Regions from separate parts of the Homo sapiens genome. Here region 2 is linked to region 1. A link is a loop called in an ENCODE intact Hi-C map of the cell type or tissue named here. Cell type or tissue: dorsolateral prefrontal cortex. All regions are shown on one strand. Links, peaks and the distances in the headings refer to the core of each region. The heading gives the core; the rest is flanking DNA.

Region 1 (8,115 bases), core at 1,386-6,385:
TTTCCTTTAAAGTTATTCATTCAAAGTTCCCCTTAAGGCATTCTTTGTCACTTTAGCCCAGCCTGCAATCTTTACATGAAGTTGAAAGAAGTGAGCTATTTTTATAAGATAAAAAAATCTTGCAAGACCTAAATCTACTTTAGGGCCACAGATAAAGACTAGATTTTGAAATATGACAAATGTTTCCACAGCCATGAAACTGTTATTCTGTAGAAGTCTGCAGATAAATAAAAAGTTCCAAGGACTCTGGCTATGCTTAAAGGCAGTTAAAGTTTTAAGATTTCATGTTGTATTTGGAGGTAGTTATATTTGAGGTCTGTAATTAAATTCTACATCAAAAGTAAAAGATTAACCAACCAGTATAGTTGAAGTCATGCCCAATAAGTTTGTTTTGGAAATCATATTGGATTTAAGAATTAAGTAGCTAGTATCCATTTATCAGAAGACAAAAGTGAAGATTGAATGATATAAGAAATTAAGTCTGGGGCTATGCCATGGCTTAAGTATTTTCACTGTTGAGATAAAATAAAAACTTGCCAAGTTGCCAATTACTTTAGACCTACTTCTACATTGTACAAATAAACAGAAAATAATGTTTTATTTGTTTACAAATTTAAGAATCAGGCATGTAACTTCTTTTGTTGGCCAAAGGTGTTCAGCTCTAGGGCAAAAAAAATTGGATGAGATTTAACGACAAGCTTCAGCATCATTTGTTAAACTAGAGAAGTGTTTTCTCAGTTTAATAATTGCTACCTATACTGTTTCTAAAAAAAAAAAAGGTGAGAGAAGTTTTCTTTATGAAGCCATTTTTCTACATTATTTAATAATATTACCTTCTCATTTTTCAGCTACCCTCTGGGACGCAACTTTTTAAAGCTCCCTGTGTTTTTCCTAGATGAAAACTTGGGTTTTGAAACTTTGAGTGTGTCCCAAGACTATCCATCTGTTTAATAGAAGAGCTAGGAAAGGAATCTAGGTACCTCTGGCTTGGTAAGCCTGACTGCTGTAAACATGACACTGCCTCCCAAAATGTGAAAGCTTGGTTTTGAAAATAATTCTCTAACAGTATTATGGTTAGTAACAATATTGAAAAAAATATTTTAAAGAATAACAAATACTTAAGAAGCACTTACAATATGCCAGGTATCCTACTAAGGACTTGGATATTTTCCCTCATTTAATTCTCACAATAGCACCGTGGGTAATATCATTACTGCCATTCTGAAGATTAAAAAACAGGCACAGAGAAGTCCATTAACTTGCCCAATGTTTATAAAGCTAGTAAGTAGCAAACATTCCCTTTTTGCTTGACAAATACTCAATACATAGACTTAGAGAACCATCTGATGAATAATAAACTCTGTGGAGTTTCCCAAGGAGATACCAACATCTATTTATTAGTTATAGGTCTAAACGAGAAATATACAGATGTTACCTTTTCAACAATACGTTTATACATGCTATATATACTGGTCTCTTCAGAGATTACAATGACATGTTCTTATTATTCTTTCATTTGCATTACTTTCTAATTTATTTAACCAATATATTTATAAAAATGTTTTAAAAGTTATCTGTGAATTTAAAATTACTGGTAATCTGTAAGTTAAAGGAAAAAGACTTAGCAAATCATTGTCCACAATATGAAGAGGAGCAGTAAGACACGAATGGCACAGGATATGTATAACCAGTTGGAGAATTGTTAACTGCTCCACAGAGTAAGAGATTAGCACTGTTAAAAGTATTGTGAAATAAATAAACAAACAGAAAATTTGCAAAAAACATACAGGGAAAGGATTCCAAGTTAAGTAGTGCAATACAACTGTAATGTTTAGCCACCTTTCACTGTTCCTTATGAGCCAGAAATCTTAAATTGCATTTTATCCATTGATAGTGTGCTTCTTCAGAATATCTACAATACAAAACAATGATTATGAGCTAATGTAAGCTGAAACAGACGAGAGTGATTTGTGGAAAGATGGAAGCACCAAAGATCTAACTCTGGCCTCTTGTGTTTCAGGAGGTGGATTTCTTTGAACGGTATCCATTTCCTTTCTCCAAGGCCTCTGTTTTATTAAACCTCCAAAAAAGAAATTAGAATTGGCCATCTTTGGAAATATAAAGGAGGCAAATGATTTGTGAAAGAAAGTAATTACAAGGTTTTCTCATGTTAAGGAGGCATTTTAATAGAAACGTACTCATGTCTAGAAAATATAGGTCTGTGAGTATATGCGGTTATTTTTTAGGAAGGCATCCTTTCTGTCTTCCACTTCAGTAAACTCAGAAAGTAAAAACACGTTCTGTGACTGCAGCTAGTTCATTGACATTTCCAGCATATCATTTTCCCAAAGTTTGAGAGAGCAATGGATTGATTTCAGGGTTCACAGTGGGGCAGGATAAGACAGCACGGATCACATGTCTTTCGGAAACAATATAAATTCATAGAGCTATTTCAAGGTTTCATGAAGATGTGATAAAGTACTGGATTTGGTTACACATTTCCTCCTGCAGGGACTATTTTATCCACTCTTCTTAGATAAGTCAGGCTGATTTGTTGTTTTCATACTCTGTTTTTCTTCAAATCTACTTAAATAAGCAGGTTGATTTCAGGGCAGTCCCTTTAACTCTCTCTTCTTCTGCATGCGTTCAACTCAAGTTCTTGTGAAATCATTATCCTTTTCATACCTTCAAGATGAACTGCCACAAAAAGTGAATTAAAAAGCAAACAAAACTAAGTTAAAATAAAATGTGATCACCAAGGATGTGCTGCTCTGTGCAGATGTGGACATGGAATCATGCAGCATTTATGAAAGTGTCTCCTGTGAGTGTGGGCTGCAGATCGAATGTCTGTGACTCTCTAAAACACACAGTCCTTCAGGCCAAAGTGCCACTTCACTCTCACCAAAACTAGAACCACATCCAAATCAAAGCAAACAAAACAAACATTTCAGTAGTCAAGAGTGCAGAGAAATAAGACAGCCATTTGCATTGGATTGTTTTTTGTTGAAATCACTGCCAGTAATTCCGAAAAAGCTTCTACCTACTTGTATGATCTGTCAAAAAAATCAAACTGCCTTTTTTCACAGATTAGGAAATCAAGCTGAATCATACTGAACCAAAGGCTCAAAAAATAGTCTTATGATTCTAATGATCAATCAACCCATTCACTCCTTCTTGTTCTTCAGTGTTCTCAGAGCACCATGCTACGTGACGTATATATATAAAAAACAGATTATCTATTATCTATTATATATATATATATCTTACTTCTAATCACTTACAAACTGAAACAGCCCAACAATTAATGAAAGATAAGGTAAAAAACACACTGGACTCAGTGTCAGAAGACTTACATTGTCAAGTCACATGTCTTCTCTGAGCCCTAGTTTCAACACCTGTTAAATGAGGAATGATGTCAGGAAAACATCTTGTTTTTCCTTTTTCTATCATCTATTTCTTCTTGTTTTGAAAAAGAAACCTCTTCCACCCTCTTAGGCCACGTGGTTCGGTTTCCCACTCGCTTCCCCTCCTGCCCATCGGAGCGTTCCAATCCTCTGACCACAATTATTGGTTCAGGATGAGCACATGACCCAAGGCAGTGTAATTACAATGAAATCTGGGATTTTGCTGTGATGGGGAGAAAATGATTGCTGAAAGACTGGCTGTTAGTATGACGCTGTTCATGGCCATCTTGATGTGGGATGGAAACAGCGAGGTTGCATGGAGCAACACAAAGAAAGGCACAGCTGAGAGATGGAGCAAGAATGTGGTCAGGTCATCATTTAGAGCAATGGATTTGACTGTGATGGAGCCAGATGGGTCTAATTCTGGGATTTTCTGTTACATGAACCAATAAATGTGTTTTTTATCTTTTTGACTTAAACCTGCTTGATTTGGGCTTCTTTCACTTGCACCCGCAGGATTCCTCACTGTTATATCATGTGACAACTGAGCTGACATACCAATATGAATGGTATTTTTGGAAAGTTCTTACTTGTTAAAACACAAAAGCTAAAATCCTTGGCTTTGAAAAATATATTTGCACTTTTATTTCATTCATTGAATAACTTTAAATGAAAACCCCTTCTCTATGCCATAGGCACTCTAGGGCCTGGGAATATGAAGATCAAGAAAATGAAACAAGTTATAAAGGAGTTTATAGGCAAGTGGAAATACAAATGTGTTAAATAATAATAGGATACCATGGAAAAGGTAAAAAGTGTAGACTACAAAATGCAGGGATATCATATTACACAGCTCTAGGGGGCGCCGTTCATATTGTAGTTTATGTAAACATCACCCCCTGGAGTTACACACACTCAGAAACCCTAGCTACACCTCTGCCAGCTGGTGGACTGGGCCATGGACACACTTGCACCAGCAAGTGTTTTCAATCACCATAACGGTTCTTCTTGGCTGTTTCATTTTTTAATGAGCTGATTATTGCTCACTATATCTGAGTTTTTAGGGGGAGTCTCTGGCAGACAGCTGCACCACCGGCTTACCATTACACAAACCAGACACAAATCTCACTGATCTCACTTGGCTGTGCTATCATTTGTTAGTGATCATTTGGCAGAGGCACCACTAAATCAAGAGTCTGCAAACAAAATGTCGCATCCCAGGATTACAGAGGTCTTCGGGCAGTGGGAGATTCATTGAACATCAGATTAAGTTTTTGGCAAAACAAGTGGAGATTTTATGACTCAGAGATCGTTTACAACAGCATACTTTCACATTGTTGCCTCAGTGATAATACTTCATTTTAAGTGGCAAAATCAAACTATAAGTAAATTAGTAGCCAAATTAAAGCAACAGCTGTGTGTTTTGATAGTGATTAATTGCACTCTATAAAAGAGGCTTTGCTTGTCTCTTGTCAGTCACAAAAGAGAGTGAAAGAATGTTCTTTGATATAATGCCCCTTCTGAAACAGTGCCAAGTTAGTTCATTGTTTAGCTACAAAACAAAAAAGAAACAAAAACAAAAAACCTCTGAGAGTTTCATGCAGATGCCGCTTTTCACTGGTGAAATAACAGCTACAGTACCCCTTGACACCTTGGAGAGCCACCCTGAGGCCTCACTCCAGGAGTCAAATTTAGACCTAATCACCTCTTTCCTTGCACAGCAAGGTAGCATCAGCCCTAGGCTTGGGGCAATTGGCCTACCATACGTAGATGCTGAATCTCACACTTCTGGGGGAAGCAATTGAAAACCTCATTTGAACTATACTGGGCAAAGTGTTTGGATAAAGTGTGGGGGTGACATATTGATATACTTTTACATCTGTGTTTACCAACATATTAAGATGTGCCACTTGACTGCATGTTCAAAATGACCCATCTCAATGACTCCTGGTCCCACTTTCTGCTGCCACTCTCAACCATGCCGTGAAACTTTCTGGAGCACTTCCTGGACTGCATTTCAAAAATACCAAAGGTCTGAAGGCTGACAGGTTTGACTGTAGCTGAGCTGGCAAAATACAACACTGCTTTCCTGGCACAGAACATGTGACTCCACCAACAACTGCACAAGCTACATCATTGTGTCTGGAGATACTGAAAAGGAAACCTCTTTTTGATACACCAAAATGCTGCTAAAATGTTGATGTTAGGAGGTGTGGATGCTTTCAAGAACTATATCCCATTATTGATATGGGGACAATTTGACACAGCATTCAATATTTGGTGGAGGTAGTTTCAAGTAAATCTGTAAAGCATTTCACTTTATCTTCAAAATGACTGATATTTTATCCTATTGACACTATGATTGCTTTTGCAGCTTTGATTTAGCTGCTAAGTCTTAGAACCAAATGTGTGGCACCCTGTAAAATGTATATGTAATTTTACCTGCTGGTTTTACGGAGAAGGCAGGGGAGCTCAGTGACCCAGAGCCCAGGCTCAAAGGCCGGGTGACAGATTTCAAATGAGTGCCTTTTTAACTCTGTGACTTGGAATATGTACCTTAATTTCTTTTTCATCCTAAGATATTTCTAAGGTTATTGTGAGGATTACATGAGTAAGTACATCAAAAGTGTCTACAGCAGTGCTTAGTATTGATGCCACACTGAACAACCACTTCATCGTCATCAAATCATTATCATCATTGCCTTATTTTTCTGCCCTACTAACTTTCTCAAGGATTTATCTTATTCATTGCAGTTTATGTATTTTTGTAAGCACTGTCAAATTCTTTATCAAGAAAGGACACCATAAGCAAAACAAAACAATGTAACTAATATAGATATATTTATATTTAAGTATATATTTATTTACATGTAAAAAATAAATATTTAGGTCGGGTGCAGTGGCTCACACCTGTAATCCCAGCACTTTGGGAGTCCGAGAAAGGCGGATCACCTGAGGTCAAGAGTTCGAGACTACCCTGGCCAACATGGTGAAACCCTGTCTCTACTAAAAATACAAGAAATTAACTGGGCATGGTGGCATGTCCATGTAGTCCCAGCTACTCAGGAGGCTGAGGCAAGAGAATCTCTTGAACCTGGGAGGTGGAGGTTGCAGTGAGCTGAGATTGTGCCACTGCACTCCAGCCTGGGCAACAGAACAAGAATCTGTCTCAAAAAAAAAAAAAAAAGAAAAGAAATAAAGAAAATACAATACAACATAATACAATAAAAAATTATATAACATTTAAAAATATATAATACAAAAATTTAATATAATATATATTTTATTTTCTATATTTTTCATATAAATAATGTAAAAATATAACAATATATAATGTAAAAGATAAATATATATTTTCAAAATTAAAATATATCACTAAAAGTACTACTCCATTTTGCTATTACAATAATACCCTTACTGAAAATTTTATAATTCTGTTTAAATATTATATTTCATAATGTTATTTCTAATGGCTCAAACCTATTTTAAAATATTCTTTTCAATGCTCAAATGTGTCAAAGTGCCAATTGATCTTTATCTTTTCAAATGCAGATCAATTTCTAACATACATAGAGTTAAAATGAGACATGTTCTAAATATCAATGCACATGAAAAATCACTGAGAATAAACAACATTAAAGTAAGTACAATAGCAAGACCCAGTTGTCTGGGATGACTGATGATTTCTAGAGATCTGAGCTCAGGCACTCATCTACCAGGTGTTATTTTCCTTTTTATCTAGGGTTTAGCTGCTATGTAAAAAGTGATGTGATTTTTTCCCCCAGGATTTCTCTGCTCTAAAGAATTTTCTGAGAAGTTTTTTTTTTTTAAATCAAAATTATAAGCTGTAATATGCTATGTTTTCTTCCATTTGAAGAGAAATTAAATTTGGTTCAGTGGAATATCCTACAGCAAAGTACTGCCAACCCACTATCTGGTCCTGTCACAAAGGGCCTGGAGTTACCTACTTTTCAAAAGAGAAAGGTACAATTTTATGATGTTTTAGGAAGTGAAGTCGAGGTAAGCATTATTTTGTATTAATAAAATACATGTGATGGGCTGAGTGCACTGGTGTGCACCTGTAGTCCCAGCTACTCAGGAGTCTGAGGTGGGAGAATCACTTTAGCCCAGCAGTTCAAGACAAGCCTGGGCAATGTAGTGAGACCTCCATCTCAAAAATAAAATAAAGTAAATAAAATAAAATATGTGATCCTGAAAACACTGATCAACTTACAAATTATATTTCATCCAAGATTTACTGTAAGAGATGAGTCACTGTATTCTTTTATCCTAAACTTCTTGAGGAACTCTAACTGCCTGGAGCATCCAACAATAATGAAGGCAACACAATTAAAATCCCAATCTCTTTCCTGGATGGCTCTATGTTTTGAGAAATTGCTTCACATTCCAAAATCTTCTATTTGAATAAAACAATCAAATACTAACCTAGTCATGAAGTTGATTGTAAAATGTAACAAGAAGCAATTATTGGTAGGACCTTTGTCAACATAAAATTGCTAGTTGCAAACCTAAGTGCAAAATGATTTTCAAAGGCTATAGCTCCAGATGACAACCCTAAGAGGTCTTCTGATTAAGTCCAGTCAAACCTAACTTTGGTTTTGTTTCTTTTTTAATTGTTAAGCGAATTTTTGTCACATTAAAACAGCAGAGCTAAACATTGAGGCTGTTATTTCAAAAGAAAAATAACTTT
Region 2 (8,115 bases), core at 1,069-6,068, 170 kb after region 1:
ATGTGTATATATATATTATATATATACATAAAAAATATATATATACAAAGTTCCACATCTATACTTCTAGTCACATTTATCCTCATATAAATTTTAGAATACCAGCCAGGTGCAGTGGCTCATGCTTGTAATCTCAGCACTTTGGGAGCCCAGGCAGGTACACTGCTTGAGACCAGGAGCTCAAGACCAACCTGGGAAACATGGCAAAACCCCATCTCTACAAAAAACTAAAAAATCAGCTAGGCAGGGTGGTGCATCCCTGTAGGTCCCAGCTACTCAGGAGGCTCAGGCAGGAGGGTTGCTTGAGTCCAGGAGGTCGAAGCTGCAGTGAGCTGTGACCGCACCACTGCATTTCGGCCTGAGTAACAGAGCGAGACCCTGTCTCAAAAAAAAAATGGTAATAATAAATTAATTTAAAAATTCCCTAGCGAGAATTCAATTACTTTGATGCTTTGTTACAACTACATAAACTGTGTGCCTAATGTCAGGCTTAGTTTAATTTACTTGACAATGTAAGAAAAAAGAATTCCAAATAAGTCAAAATATGCAGACAAATGACAAATCATAAAAATTTTACACTCCTTTTTTAATCCACCGAAGTTTAGGTAATTCTTGAATCTGTCTTCCATATTTGGTGTCCACTTTGAACAACAACTGAAATGCTCTGCAACTTGCATATATATTTTTAGATGGGGCTATCTTAAGTGTAATGCATCAAGTGTGACTTAAGTTTATTTTTATTTAGCTACAGAGATATTTTCCTTTACATTTTTGAGGGTTGGTCTCTCCTGGTAAATTTCCAGAATAAATTTTCTGTCTTGCTTTTAAGTGGGGCAAGATTCTGACATATAACTATTGTGGGAGCTGAAGGCATTTCTGGCAAGTGCAGTGAATGATTGACTTTTCCATTTGTTTTCATAATGATAAATATATAGTTAGCATTAGGCAGGAAAATAAGTATTTCCAAAAATATATGCTAAGCACATCTGGTAATGAATGGGGTCATACAGATATATCATGACTCCCCTCTCCATTAGGAGGTGTTCAGTTCCACAAAGTTCATTCACTCCCACAACAGAAAAACAAACACAAAAGTGTATTCTTACTTGGAAAAGAAAGAAAAATAAAATTCTTCATTTAAAAATGCAAAACACTACCAAGGCAATTATGTTTTGTTGGCTTTCTTTAGTCTATGCCTCATACAACAGAATTTCCTGTAAGTTAATACTAACCACAGTAGTGCATAGCTTGAGAGAAATATTGAAGTATATTGCACTATCAAAATAACAACGCTAAGTGCATTTCTAAAAGTGGTGCTGGCATCATCAATTGACATTTAACAGTTCCTTTATAACATGATTACAAGTTTCTATCGAAGATACAGCATCTTATCATATGGCTTATTATTCTTCATAAGTTGTATTTAGAAAGGACTTTTCAGAAAAAAAAGTGAAAATTGAAAACTGCTGCTGAAAGGTGCATTTTTGTGCAGCACTTGACAAGTAAATATATTTGGTCATATATGAATATGAAATCAAGATTCGATGACCTTTGAAACCATCAAAATTAATTTAAAAAAGGAAGTGTGTCATTCATCCAATATATTCATGTGATTCTTACTAAAATAAAGAACAAAGCTTTGTTTACATCATAAATAAACCTTTTAATAACCGGAAAGTCTAATGTTGTTAAATCATCCCTTTTCTGAAAGTGGAGTCCAGCCTTGTTTTAGACTTCATAATTTAATAGTATTTAGGTGTATGGAAGAAAGACTAAGTTAACTTGCATTAATGGGATTCTTAAATTTTTCTTTGTTTCCAGAGAAGTATTCTTTTAAGACTGTTTTCAAGCCAGTTTTTCCTTAAATGCTGTTTGGTCTAAATTGACAGTCTTGAAGTCTTTCCTAAAGTAATGTTTAAACATCTCTCTGGCATTCCATTATGGGCACCTGCTGCTGATAATTACAGGTCTGTCTCCTAACCACTTCCTCTGCTTTATGTCAAAGCAAGATTCAGGCTGCTTGATTACAAACAACTACCAGTTAAAGACCAGTGCACAGCTCTCTGCGGTAATTATGCAGGGCAAGTTGGGTCTGTGTTTACTGAAGTCTTAGGAAACAAGAAGCAGTTACTTGTTATAATTTCCTCTTTGCTAGCAGTGTAGCATAATCCACAACATATTTTGGTTACCTTAAAAGTGCTTATGAGAATATTTTATTCAATAACACCTTATAATGATACATTTCACTGTACTATTTCCTTGTCAAAAAATCAAAATATCCTGCCCAAAAATAATAGGCTGTGGTCCTACCAAAAGAATTTTCAGACAATAGTCAATTACAGGGAAACACTGGGTTTAATATGTACTCCAAAACATATTTATTTTTCTTTATTTTACTACTCTACCCCTGTTCCTATAGGCATCCTTTCCCACCACCTCACACTCACACCATTGTGCCCTGCACGAGACTTGTTGACTTTATAGTGGAGAAAAATGAAAAATACACCATAGGGTGATTTTTGGCACAACAATAACCCCAATATAGAACAAAATTTCATCACTCAACTTGAAAGTCAATGTATTTTGTCAATATTCCATAAGATAGAATTCTACAGTTGAATAAAAGGAAAGATTCTCTGGCAGTACTGCAGTGCTGTTTGACTTGTACACCTCTTTAATTCCCAATTCTGTCTTTAGGTAAATTGACCAAATCAAAATTGACCAAACCAGTTAGAGCCCAACCGTGCTCTTAATGCTTACACATCAATTGTCTGGGGTTTATTTGCTCAACTACAACAGAATCCAAGTTCTTCATTAGTTAATAGTCCCAAATCACAGGGTAGAAAGTCTGAAGTTAGAGATGGATCTCTGAGGGTGAGGAGATTGGCCTTTTAGCTAGAATCTAAGAGATGGGAAGCACTCACTCCTGAGATAGTCTTGATTTCCACCTACAACTTCACATTCACCTTGCTCTGTCTAGTAACTCTCAAAGTGGGTGATGAAGAGAACCTGGGAAGTTTCAATGAACTTTACCAACCTGAGTCCTCAAAGTCCTTCCAAGATGCGTTATGTATGCATCAACAAAATATGCATTCACCCAACATCATTAAAAAAAAAAAAAAAATCCCGATTACATTCTGGCTGTGTGCCAAAAGCTGTATCACATCCTGGAGACACCAGAATCAACTCATCAATTCCTGTACTCATCATGCTGGCCTACCAACTGGGGACACAGGGAAAAGAAGAGTGCTCCTGTGAGATGGGAAAGGTTGCTGTAAGAAGGGGTGAAGATCTAAACTAGGGAATCTGAGGAATTAACACTTGTTCATAGCAAATGAAAGAGCTTAAGCGAAAGCTGATAGTAAGTGAGCAAGGTGGCTTGTGAGAAAACCCTAAAGGATGTCACCTACTGGGGCTGCACTGGAACAGCCTGTGCCAAATTTGGGAGGGTTCATGGTCCGGGAGATTGTAATGACAGGGAATAGAGTCAGAGGGTAGCACAAATACTCCTGTCAGTCATGGTAAGATGTTCAGATCATATTCTAAAGGTAACTGTTTAGTAAAGCTAAAAAAAAAAAAAAGGTTTTAAGAAAAAAAGTTCTACTGATGGTGTCTCTTAGAATTTTCCTGACTTCAGTGTGGAGGTTTGAGGAGAGTGAGAAAGGACAGGAAGCAGGAAGAACCTTCTTCAGTGAACCAGTTGAGAGAAATGGACATATTTTTAAAAATATTTAGGTAACATCATTTAATCATTAAGTAACAACTTTATTTTGAAAAATAATATGATGGCTCACGCCTGTAATCCTAGCAATTTGGGAGACCAAGGTGGGTGGATCACGAGATCAGCAGTTCGAGACCAGCCTGACCAACATGGTAAAACCCCGTCTCTACTAAAAATACAAAAAAAATTAGCTGGGCATGGTGGCGGGCGTCTGTAATGCCAGCGACTTGGGAGGCCGAGGAAGAATTGCTTGAAACCGGAAGGCAGAGGTTGCAGTGAGCCGAGATTGCACCACTGCACTCTAGCCAGGGCAATAAGAGCAGAACTCCGTCTCAAAAAAAGAAAAAAACAAGAAAAATAATATGAATAATATTATTTTATTAATATTTTAAATGATAAAATAATTTTTATCATTTAATGTGATATCATTAAATAATACATCATTAAATATAACATCGTCAAATGTTTGAATATGTTTACATTTTTTGTGAACATGTAAATATGTGGGACTCCAGGAAATAATTTAATTCTTTATTTGTTTGAATAACTTGGCTCTCTGAATTGCTCTTCTACATCCTCGATGAAGTAATAGCAAATAAATAATACATTATGGCACAAAATAAGCATCGTTCTTGTTAGTTTGAAAACAAAAACAAAAAAGGCAGTAATCATTCAATAGAACTTCCTAAGACAGTTTAATATTCAGAAAATTAGTTTTTGAGAGGCGTGTTTTTATTTCAGAAAACAACACAGATATAGCCTGAAAGAAGGGATTCTAAATAGTCTCATATTTTTTGTTGTTTTGTTTTTTCCTCCCTGGAAATCTTCAAATAAAAATTCCTACAAATTCAATGTTCTAGGTAGCATAAAACCCCACATAAGCAGTTTAATCAATCATTAAAAGCATTCTAGTTGCTTCTGTTGGATTCTTTAGATGGAATAATATCCTATAAAGATAAAACATTTTTATAATTATGTAGGGACTAAACCATACTGTTGACTGCAGAGTTTTAAACGTGGAACGTTCCCTACAGCACAGCACTTGAGGAAGTTGGGGAGGAGGGTTGGGCTAAAAAAATAAAAGAGTGTTAACCTGATTTTCGGACAAAGAAAATTACAAGTGAATCAGTTTTATAGACCTACTTAAAGTGTTTCCTGTGGGGGTATCATCCTGAAGTGGTGACTGAGTTGTCCTTGTTTATTTAGTTAGTTAATGCGTCTATTACATTATGTTTGCTAAAGATCCACCATTGCATTAATTTGGGTTATAAATATATTGGGTTATGTTCTTCCTATCAAGTTGACACATTCTGAAGATAAGAATTTTTTACGTTTTGTCTTGTTTTAATTTTACAATGACACATTTTAAAAAATATAAAAGAAATGTCACAGTGAACCAAAACAAATAAGAATGAGTATTCTTTGTAGCTGAAAGGTTTTTTCTTTATTCATATTATTTTTCAAAATAAAGTTGTTACTTAAGCAACAGTACACTTTCATTTTACAAATACACACTAGAAAACATTTTCAAGTAGAACTATGATCTTTGGATATTTTTTCCATTCCCTTCTCCTTAATTACATCATGATTAACACATATATGCTTGTTAGAAACTATAGAGTTTAACTAGTCTGTTCATTAGTCCATTTTAGGAATATTTTATTAAATGCAATATGTGTCAGTCAAAACATATATATTTAAGAGTAGGGTACCTAATTAATTTCTTTTTTGCTTATACTATAATGTGTCCCCTCGCAAATGTAGAACTTTGACCTTGCTTGGAAATTTCAGTTTAATTAATTTTTGCTTTTATACTAGTATCAGTAAAGACTTCGTTGTGTTAAAATTTCTGATACAGTGAGGAAGGTTAATTGTTTCTGTTCCTTTATAAAGAGTTTAAATGTTAGCAAAGGGTAAAAAGTTTGCTAACTATTCTTCCTGCTTTCTAATTATTTTTGTCTTTACGAATACAGCAAATGTACAGTGGAGAAAAGCACAAACTTATTTTTTTCATTAAAATTTATGAAGTAGTAGTTTTATAGAAATATATTCTAGATTCAGAACCTGGCACAGGAAAAAAGAAATCACCTAAACTTGCTTATTCATAAAACTGGAACAAAAGTGTGTTGACTTTCCAAAGAGTTTTACTGTAAAATCAGAATCTCATAACCTAACTGGGTACAAAAAATAATGTGATTTTAAAACATACCAATTTATTTTAAGAATTTTACCTTTGACAACATGCTTTTATTGGTCCATATGACATTCTTTCACCTGATGGTAACCCTAATGGAATGCAATTTTGTCATTCTTATATCTAATTATTTTCATAGTAACGTCAAGTGAAAAATCATTGTATAGCATAGACTTACATGATAAGAATAAAACGGCACAGCAACAATTGCTAATGTGCATTAAGTGTTATTTGGTGCCAGGAGCTATTCTCAGTTCTTCACTTTTGATGACGCTGTTAATTACAATTCTATGATGTAAATACTATTATTATTGGAATCTTCGCCTTGAAAATATGAAGTGAAACTAAGATTTTAACTTGTATGCAATTTGCAAAGGACATATTTTAGCACAATTTATTCATCTTTACCAAGAGACTTAGATAAAGGCTGCCATTAGTATTTGGCCAGTACAGGTGTCAGATGAATATATTTGGTTGTACATCTTAATATTTTTTTCAAAGTAATTTGATTCATTTCCTATATCAGGAAATTATCAGATCCAAACACGCACACACGGGTGCACACATACATACAAATATATGCACACATCCAGTACATTTTTAATTCTCTAGCAATTAAAGAAAGATTGAGCTGGAAAAAAAGAGACTTAAAGCATTCACTCAAGGAAACACAGCCATGATATACTTTAAAAAATGAAAGTTATTAAAGACTATTTTAATAAAAGTTTTATAAGCATAAATAATAAATAATCAAGTAAGGATCAATCCATACTCTAATGTGTTGGCAGTCCATATACATACATACATATATATATATATATATATATTTTTTTTTTTTGAGATGGAGTCTCGCTCTTGTCACCCAGGCTGGAGTGCAATAGCACGATCTCTGCTTACTGCAACCTCTGCCTCCTGTTCAAGTGATTCTCCTGCCTCAGCTTCCCAAGTAGCTGGGACTACAGGTGCATGCCACCATGCCCAGCTAATTTTTGTATTTTTAGTAGAGATGGGATTTCACCAGGTTGGCTAGGCTGGTCTTGAACTCCTGACCTCAGGCGATCCACCGGCCTTGGCCTCCCAAAGTGCTAGGATTACAGGCATGAGCCATTGCGCCCAGCCACTCAATATATTTTTTTTTAGTGTCATTCATACAGAAAAAAAGAACACACTTTTAAAGTTATCCATGAAAGTAACAGTGCATTAACAGTGCAGGGTAATTTTTTTCTAAAACCTATTCCAAAATCTAATGTAATAATTGTCCTATTTCAGTCAGTCTGGCATCATCTTGTTATTTTCAACATAATTCAGTTTCATAATACTAGTTCATAGATGTGTGTAAATTTATTGTGTGGCCAAATACAATGACATTCTTTATTCATTTCACAATAGAATTAAGTTTTATGCAATACAAAAGGAAAAACATATGGAAAATAGTCACTTTTAATAGATATTTGAGTCTGAAAAAAATAAAATGGGTTTAGAATTAAAAATCAAAGCCCATGGCTTGAACTGAGGCATATTTCCTTCTGTTATTAATGTTTGAGTTATATGCTAAAGACGAGATTATTCATCAAGTCCCTCATGCAATATGTTAGTAAATGGGATTTTGGTTAGTAATTTAATTGCTTAAACCCTGACCATGTAAGCTCCCAAATCACTCAAAATAAGCTTTTACAATGGCCTGAACTGAATTAAAACAGTTAACAACACCAAAGAGTACCTCTTGATTTTATTAAGAAATGCATGTATGAAAATCTATTAACATAGGGGGAAATCTCTGCCACCCCACTACGGTTAAGAGTAAGCTTTTCCTTTTCCTTTCTTTGCTTTCTCTTTTTCCAACAAATGATGGGTTATGTGAGAGTTTTTTTTTAAAACCCATATAAGGAAATATGGACTTAATTTTAAAATATAAATAAATAAAAGATGTGATGCCTCTGGTTAGAATATTGAATAAATAATTCTGACTACTAGAAAGTATAATGAGAATTCAAGTGACCGTTGTGAAAATGCTCACAAAGCTTATCCACAAGCTATTGGGGTCATATGCTTAAGCAGGGCTCCACTGTTGTTACTTGTACAGAGCTTCACTAATGGTCTGATAATAGGGGAGGGGAAGGTCGGCGTGGAGGTTCTCGTAATACTTTATAGTGGTGTAAGCACGACAGCCACTGATTAATTACTGCCCTGTTCTCAACAC

The links. Hi-C counts contacts between places; a loop is a spot of excess contacts. Peaks named below come from ENCODE experiments on the same cell type or tissue, not always from the same donor. Only the 100,000 strongest peaks of a DNase experiment are listed, where the experiment ranks them.
Region 2: it touches region 1 in a loop (5-fold over the local background); 6 of 110 quality-filtered maps call a loop at or near these places.

Annotation. Positions count from the first base shown.
Region 1 is chr4:95,358,721-95,366,835 of GRCh38, forward strand. All of the region lies in intron 1 of UNC5C (unc-5 netrin receptor C), which reads right to left. Among named protein-coding and RNA genes, the nearest start is that of UNC5C, 190 kb to the right of the region's middle. In dorsolateral prefrontal cortex, for the core only: a CTCF peak has its summit at 4,294 (motif pointing right); a DNase peak (open chromatin) is centred at 4,311; H3K4me3 peaks cover 3,479 bases; H3K27ac peaks cover 5,000 bases.
Region 2 is chr4:95,529,342-95,537,456 of GRCh38, forward strand. All of the region lies in intron 1 of UNC5C (unc-5 netrin receptor C), which reads right to left. Among named protein-coding and RNA genes, the nearest start is that of UNC5C, 16 kb to the right of the region's middle. In dorsolateral prefrontal cortex, for the core only: no CTCF peak of the experiment used is centred there; no DNase peak of the experiment used is centred there; H3K4me3 peaks cover 842 bases; H3K27ac peaks cover 4,888 bases.